Regions from separate parts of the Homo sapiens genome. Here region 1 is linked to region 2. The links are chromatin contacts, found by Hi-C or POLR2A ChIA-PET in ENCODE. All regions are on one chromosome and are shown on one strand. Each heading gives the region's core, a stretch centred on a gene start or an enhancer-like site at or near the end of the contact. The rest is flanking DNA. Distances are from core to core; before and after follow the strand shown.

Evidence for each region. Hi-C counts contacts between places; a loop is a spot of excess contacts on that map. ChIA-PET counts read pairs that join two places held with the same protein, here RNA polymerase II (POLR2A). Pooled maps may share reads with other maps.
Region 1: a loop to region 2 is called in a pooled map, with 2.2 times the contacts of the local background. The contact joins two enhancer-like sites. A Hi-C loop is called at or near these places in 2 of 50 pooled maps. POLR2A ChIA-PET finds 5 or more read pairs at or near these places in 14 of 52 experiments (AG04450, CD4-positive, alpha-beta T cell, CD8-positive, alpha-beta memory T cell and 9 more).

The regions. Positions count from the first base shown.
Region 1 is chr6:36,578,170-36,582,000 of GRCh38, forward strand. No RefSeq gene overlaps it. Among named protein-coding and RNA genes, the nearest start is that of SRSF3, 14 kb to the right of the region's middle. Within about 2 kb of position 1,687, at least 18 of the 41 ENCODE cell types and tissues checked have a DNase peak (open chromatin) inside an H3K27ac peak, as active enhancers do.
Region 2 is chr6:36,512,906-36,516,753 of GRCh38, forward strand. It overlaps STK38 (serine/threonine kinase 38), which reads right to left. Exons shown (of 14, transcript NM_007271.4): 7 at 2,433-2,587. Among named protein-coding and RNA genes, the nearest start is that of STK38, 33 kb to the right of the region's middle. Within about 2 kb of position 1,811, at least 3 of the 41 ENCODE cell types and tissues checked have a DNase peak (open chromatin) inside an H3K27ac peak, as active enhancers do.

The DNA.
Region 1 (3,831 bases), core at 437-2,936, 65 kb after region 2:
TTTCTGGAGAGGAAATACGAGATGCCTTGGAGGTAGGCGGGGGCCAGGTATGAAGGCCATGAGGCCCATGGTCAGTCGAGAGTGACCAGGAGGCAGTGACACTCTGATATGGGACACAGAATGGAAAGATAGTGAATTGGAGGTCTGAAGCACGTTGGGGACATGAGAAAGAAGCATGTGTGTTGGATATATGGCTCAGGGGTCGGGGAGAGCCCCCACTCCTCCAAAGATAAAGCAGAGAACAGAGGTCCTGAAAGCAGATGAAGTCCCTCATGGAGAGAGCACACGGGGAGCTGGGAAGGGGCACGGGAGGGAATCCCGCGGGCCCCCTGCATTAGCAGGCAGAGGAGGAAGAGCACTCTGGAGGGCACTAAGGAAGAGGAGCCAGAGAGATGGGAATGTGGAAACTGGGAGGGAGAATTAACAGGCTGAGATGCTGTGAGTCCAGTAAGATAAGGACTCAGACATCTGCTGGGCCCCAGAGGCAGTATGGGTCTATGGTTAGGTAGCCTGACTGCAGGGGTCTAATCTGGCTCTGGTAATTCTGAGCTCTGTGACCTTTGGCAAGTGTTTTAATCTCTTGTGCCTCAGTTGTTTTCCTCTATAAAATGGAGATAATAACATTTACCTGAGTTTCAAGGATTAAATGAGTGTGTGTGTGTGTGTGTATGCATGAGTGTGTGCATGTGTAGAGGAGAGAGAGAGAAAAAAAGATAGAGACAGAAAGACAGCCAGAAAGAGAGGGAGATTGAGAGAGAGATGCTCTGAACCAGGTTTAAAAAGTAGTAAATGAGCCAGGCGTAGTGGCTCACACCTGTAATCCCAGCACTTTGGGAGGCCGAGGCGGGTGGATCACCTGAGGTCAGGAGTTTGAGACCAGCCTGGCCAACATGGTGAGACTCCGTCTCTACTTAAAATACAAAAAATTAGCCGGGCCAGGTGTTGCACACCTGTAATCCCAGCTACTCAGGAGGCTGAGGCAGGAGAATCTCTTTAACTCAGGAGGCAGATGTTGCAGTGAGCCGAGATTGCACCACTGCACTCCAGCCTGGGGTAACAGAGTGAGACTCTGTCACAAAAAAAAAAAAAAAAAAGTAGTAAATGGGCCAGGCACAGTGGCTCATACCTATAATCCCAGCACTTTGGGAGTCCAGTGTGGGTGTATCACTTGAGGTCAGGAGTTGGAGACCAGCCTGGCTAACATGGTGAAACCTCAGCTCTACTAAAAATACAAAAATTAGCCAGGCATGGTGGCAGGCGCCTGTAAACTCAGCTACTTGGGAGGCTGAGGCAGTAGAATCGCTTGAGTCTGGGAAGTGGAGGTTGCAGTGATCTGAGACTATGCCACTGCACTCCAGCCTGGGTGACAGAGTGAGACTCCATCTCAAAAAAAAAAAAAAAAAAAGAAAAGAAAAAAAAAGTGGTAAATGCTACACACAAGCTTATGCGAAATTATGACAGCTATCACTTGCTGGGCCTGAGTTTTCTTGGCTACAAACTAAATTAGTGTGTAAACTCTAGAAACTCAGGAAAAAAAGAAAGCCATACTGGAGCTAAACAGACAAATATCTTTCAAAACACAGAATTAAGCACACACTAAAGATTGTGACATCCTGACATCTCCACTCTGCCCTCTTCAGTTGCTTCTTGTTGTTGCTTTTGAGGCTAAACTTACTTCCCTGTATTTGTGAGTTCCAGAGTGCAAGCTAGGGTCACCGAAACAAAGGTTTCTCATCTTCCAGCTGCACAAGCAATCCTTTTATTCTAGCCTGGATCCTTTGCCAGACCTCTCTGTAGGTCTGAGAACCAAATAAGGTAACACACACGAGGCAGGCATTGAAGTCCAGGCACCACTGAGTGGGAAGGGAGGGTGGGGCTGAAATCAAAACGGGGAAGAGTCTTGGAGCTCAGGAACTGTGCTGCCTCAGGGGGCCCAGCATGCGAGGAAGGACGTCTGTCCATGTAACATGGTGTTCCTTAGGGCTCTCTGGAGGAAAGGGGGGGCTGAAAAAGCAAACACACACCCCCAGAGACACCAAACGCAGGCAATTTCCAAGCATTGTTGCTTTCTTTTTTTCTCTCTCTTTTTCTTTTTCTGAGATAAAGTCCCTCTGTTGCCCAGGCTGGAGTGCAGTGGTGCGATCTCAGCTCACTGCAGCCTCCCTTATGGCTGGGCTCAAGCAATTCTCCTGCGTTAGCCTCCCGAGTAGCTGGGACCACAGGCACGCACCACCACGCCCAGCTATATATATATATTTATTTATTTTTGGTAGAGACAAGGTTTTGCCACGTTAGCCAGGCTGTTCTCAAACTTCTGAGTTCGAGCAATCCACCCACCTTGGCCTCCCAAAGTGCTAGGATTACAGGTGTGAACCACTGCATGTGGCCCAATCATAGCTGCTTTCTGCTCCTCAAGTGGACACCAGGCTCCAGAGTCTCACCTGGGATTTGAATCCCACCTTCACCCATTTTTTTTTTTTTTGAGACGGAGTTTCGCTCTTGTTCCCCAGGCTGGAGTGCAGTGGCACAATCTTGGCTCACCGCAACCTCCGCCTCCCAAGTTCAAGCGATTCTCCTGCCTCAGCCTCCCAAGTAGCTGGGATTACAGGCATGTGCCACCACGACCGGCTACTTTTGTATTTTTAGTAGAGACGGGGTTTCTCCATGTTTCTCAGGCTGGTCTCGAACTCCCGACCTCAGGTGATCCGCCTGACTCGGCCTCCCAAAGTGCTGGGATTACAGGCGTGAGCCACTGAGCCCGGCCCCTACCTTCATCCTTTATAAACTGTGAGACCTTTGACAAATTACTTAACTTCTCTGTGTCCTAGTTTTCATTTGTTTCAAGTACTACAATTACATTTTATAAGTCAGGTACACTCCAGGAAAAATGACAGGGTGAAAATTAGTGTGTGTGCATGTGTGTGTCGGGTGGGTGGGGTGTGGTTGCGTGTGGAGAAATGTGTTGAGGGGGGCGGCGTGTCAGGAAAGTAGAATTACCCAAATGTGCCCAGAAAACTCCCACATTTCGGTGTTTGTGAGACATTCCCAGATTGGGAGAAATAAGATAATTAACTGACAACAGTTGGAAACTAACTGTGGACCAATTTAAAATGAAAGTTGTAAAGCCAAGCCATTCTTTTAGGTGTTTTGGCTCTCTACTTCAGTAGAAAGAACTTTTATTAATTTTGCACCAAAATGTAATTATAGAAAATTAGGCTGGATGTGGTGGCTCACGCCTGTAATCCCAGCACTTTGAAAGGCTGAGGCAGGGCTGGGCCTGGTGGCTCAAGCCTGTAATCCCAGCACTTTGGGAGGCCAAGGCGGCAGATCACTTGAGGTCAGGAGTTCGAGACCAGCCTGGCCAACATGGCAAAACCCTGACTTTACTAAAAATACAAAAATTAGCTGGGCACGGTGGTGGTGCCTGTAATCTCAGCTACTGGGGAGGCCGAGGCAGGAGAATTGCTTGAATCCAGGAGGCAGAGGTTGCGGTGAGCGAAGATAGCACCACTGCACTCCAGCCTGGGTGAAGAAGCAAGATTCCATCTCAGAAAAATAAAAAGAAAGGCTGAGGCAGGAGGATTGCTTGAGCCCAGGAGTTCAAGACGACCTTGGGCAATATAGTGAGACCTTGTCTTTACAAAAAGTAAAAAAATTAGCTGGGTGTGGTGGTGCATGCCTGTAGTCTCAGCTACTCTGAAGGCTGAGGTGGGAGGATTGCAAGAGCCCAGGAGGTCGAGGCTGCAGTGAGCCGTGATTATGCCACTGCATTCCAGCCTGGGTGACAGAGCAAGATCCTGTCTCCAAAAAGGAAAAAAAGAAAAAAGAAAA
Region 2 (3,848 bases), core at 561-3,060:
TGCCTTGGCCTACCAAAGAGCTGGGATTACAGACGTGGGCCACCGCGCCTGGCCAGCGTAATTTTTCTTCTTTAATACTGTCTGTAATGTTCAAATTTTCTACCATGTTTATGCATTATTATTATTATTTTTTAGATGGAGTCTTGCTCTGTCCCCCAGGCTAAAGTGCAGTGGTACGATCTCAGCTCACTGCAACCTCCGCCTCCTGGGTTCAAGTGATTCTCCTGCCTCCACCTCCCAGGTAGCTGGGATTACAGGTGCCCATCACTACACCCAGCTAATTTTTGTATTTTTAGTAGAGACAAGGTTTTATCATGTTGGCCAGGCTGGTCTTGAGCTCCTGACCTCGTGATCCACCCACCTTGGCCTCCCAAAGTGCTGGGATTACAGGTGTGAGCCACTGCGTCTGGCCTTTTTTTTTTTTTTTTGAGAAGGAGTCTCGCTCTGTCACCAGGCTAGAGCACAGTGGCATGATCTCAGCTCACTGCAACCTCCACCTCCCGGGTTCAAGTGATTCTCCTGCCTCAGCCTCTCAAGTAGGTGGGACTACAGGCACACTCCACCACGCCCAGCTGATTTTTGTATTTTTAGTAGAGATGGGGTTTCACCATGTTGGCCAGGATGGTCTCGATCTCCTGACCTCGTGATCCGCCTGCCTCGGCCTCCCAAAGTGCTGGGATTATTACAGGCGTAAGCCACCATGCCCGGCCCCGGCCTTTTTTTTAACCAGGCTCTTCCCATATCCCCGTCTCTGCTACACTCTCTAGCCTTTGATGTCCACTATTCTACTCCACTTCTGCACATTATAATGAAGAAAAAAGCAGGTGGTGGCTCACACTTGTAATCCCAGGACTTTGAGAGGCTGAGGTGGGAGGATCACTTAAACCAGGCAGTTTGAGACCAGCCTGGGCAGCAAAGCGAGACCTCATCTCTACTAAAAATTAAAAAAAAAAAAAAAAAAAAAAAAAGGCCAGGCTTGGTGGCTCACGCCTGTAATCCCAGCACTTTGGGAGGCCAAGGCGGGCAGATCACAAGGTCAGGAGATCGAGACCATCATGGCTAACACCGTGAAACCCCGTCTCTACTAAAAATACAAAAAATTAGCTGGGTGTGGTGGCGGGCGCCTGTAGTCCCAGCTACTCGAGAGGCTGAGGCAGGAGAATGGTGTGAACCCGGGAGGCAGAGCTTGCAGTGAGCCGAGACTGCCCTAGTGCACTCCAGCCTGGGCGACAGAGCGAGACTCCGTCTCAAAAAAAAAAAAAAAAAAAGGTACAGTGGTATGCACCTATAGTCCCAACTACTCAGGAGGCTGAGGCAAGAGGATCCCTTGAACCCAAGAATTAGATTGCAGTGAGCTATAACTGTGCCACTGCACTTCAACCTGGATGACAGAATGAGACCGTCTCAAAAAAAAAAAAACAACTTCAGGTTTTTCAAGGACAGCAAAGCAAAAAAGTCACCAAAAGACTTCAAAGAAGAAAAATACCCTAGAAAATAAATTTACTTTTCACCTTACAAGAAAAATTCAGTCAAGACAACAAGTCTGCTTAACAGAAAACAACATTCTAGAGTTTTAGAGGTGAACGGGATTTTAGGGGTTTCCTAGATCAGTATTTTCACTTTACGGATAAGAACAGTGAGATCCAGGTGGTAAAGAGATTTGCCAAGGGTTATCTAGCAAGTTAGTTGGCAGCACAGGGATTATCTTCTAATTTGCTGTAAGTTTAGGAACTAGGCAACTACGCTTATCTGCATGTCTAAAAATAAAAATAAACAGGCCATTTAAGAGGCTGGGCAGGGGCGTGGTGGTGCATGCCTGTAATCCCAGCTACTTGGGAGGCTGAGGCAATGAGAATCGCTTGAACCCAGGAGGCGGAGGTTGCAGTGAGCTAAGATCGCGCCACTGCACTCCAGCCTGGGCAAACAGGGTGAGACTTCATCTCAAAAAAAAAAAAAAAAAAAAGAGGCTGGGCAGGACTCTTCTTTAAGCAGAGAGCATGATTTGGAACCTGGACTTTGTTACAGGTTCTTGTTGTTACTGCATTTCCTGCTTCTTGGCTGGGTTCCTCATTAACTGATGAGGTTGCCCAACAGAAGGGCTCTAGATAGGTGATGTATTAGTAACACAGTTAATTATATGCTAAGAGAAGGTGACTATCTTTGGCTTTATTACAAAATTGCCCTCTACATCAATTTTGCTCTTATTTTCAAGTTTCCTTTATTTTTAAGAGAAATGTTCAACCAAATTACAGAACCATAGCCTTTCAGAGAAAGGAAGTGACAGCAAACTTACCTGTTTAAAAAAAAAAGGAAAATCATGACAAGGCAGGTCACAGCTCGCCCACTGGGATGACCACAGGGGTGCAGGTGTTAAAGCAGAGGCTGCTCAGATCAGTAAACGTGCATAGTTCATGCCAATGCCCCCCCAATACCTTGCTGTCCAAAAGAAGGTTGTCTGGTTTGATGTCTCTGTGGATGAATCCAAGTTGGTGAATAGAGTCTATGGCTAATACTGTTTCTGCTATATAAAACTGAGTCTCCTCTTCTGTCAGAGTGTCTTTTTTCATCAACAAGGTCATCATGTCCCCTGGAAACAAGAAGATACAAAGCCACCACACACACACACACACACACACACACACACACACACAACATACGAGTGAGTACCAATTTTCAGATATGTCTTCCCTATCTGCCAAAATAAGGCGGCTAAACAGACCTCTTCTGTGTGCCAGAGATAGACCCACATGGCCAACATGGGAAGAAATGGGATTTTCACACCTAAGCTAGCTAAGGTTGACCACTAAGCTGTGATTTCTATTTTACTTTTGAGAGAAAAAGAAAATTTCTCCCACACTTTAAAAAACAACTGTATTTGCTTAGGATAATTTTTTGGACTCGGGGTAAAATGCTACTTTACTTTTCACTTTGCCTGAACAAGTATCTGCAAGCTTTTCTGCATCTGTAACTAAATGGCACTTCCACATACAATCTATGTATTGTTATAGAGAGGCTGAAATGCCAAATAAAAATGTAAACACTCGGGCAGGCTGAAAACAAGCTTTCCAACTTCTATTCACAGAACACAAACAAATAAAAAGGAAGGACTTGGGTAGCAAAGCATTAGTCAACAAAAGCTAAAAATGAACTGAAAATGCTATACACTAGAATGTGCAATAACTGCCTCCTGGAAGAGTACAATGAACACCTCTCAAGGTCAGTGCTTTTTTTTCTCTAGTGCGTTATTATAGGTATTTAAATGGACACTAGTACCCTTTATGTAACTTTTAAAACACAGTATCAGTATTCTAGCAGTTAAAAGGTAACCTCGTTAGTTTTCTGCAAAGTCAAAATTTCATCATTTCTAATACCAGCAACATAAAATGGCAGAAAAAGATTCAGGTCCTAACTCAACAGTGAGAAATGCAAAGAAAATATGTATAAGGAGTTTAAAACTAAGAGAAACAGTAAAGATTCAGTTTAGACCTCACATAAAGTCACTTATGTTAGAAAACAAGGAAAAGAGAAAGAAACCTCTGATTTTAACAGAGCATCATGCTGCTTTTTCAGTTTCATTTCATTTAGAACATTATGTTTTGTATTATTGGAGAAAAGTAGCTATTTTTCCCTCAGGCAAAAATTAAACCATTTATTAAAGTGCTCTTTTTCAGTCCAATACTTAAAAAATATGATTTCCTAATCACTCCTGGCAGCCCTTCAATCTGGAGACCCACCAGACACATGGAGACAGTGCACTTGGGCTGCTACCCCAGTAAGGTAGCTATACGGCCTTAGTTCTGTGGCTCAGGAGAGCAGTCAATGGGGCCTCGCCTGTGCAAGTTTGCCCA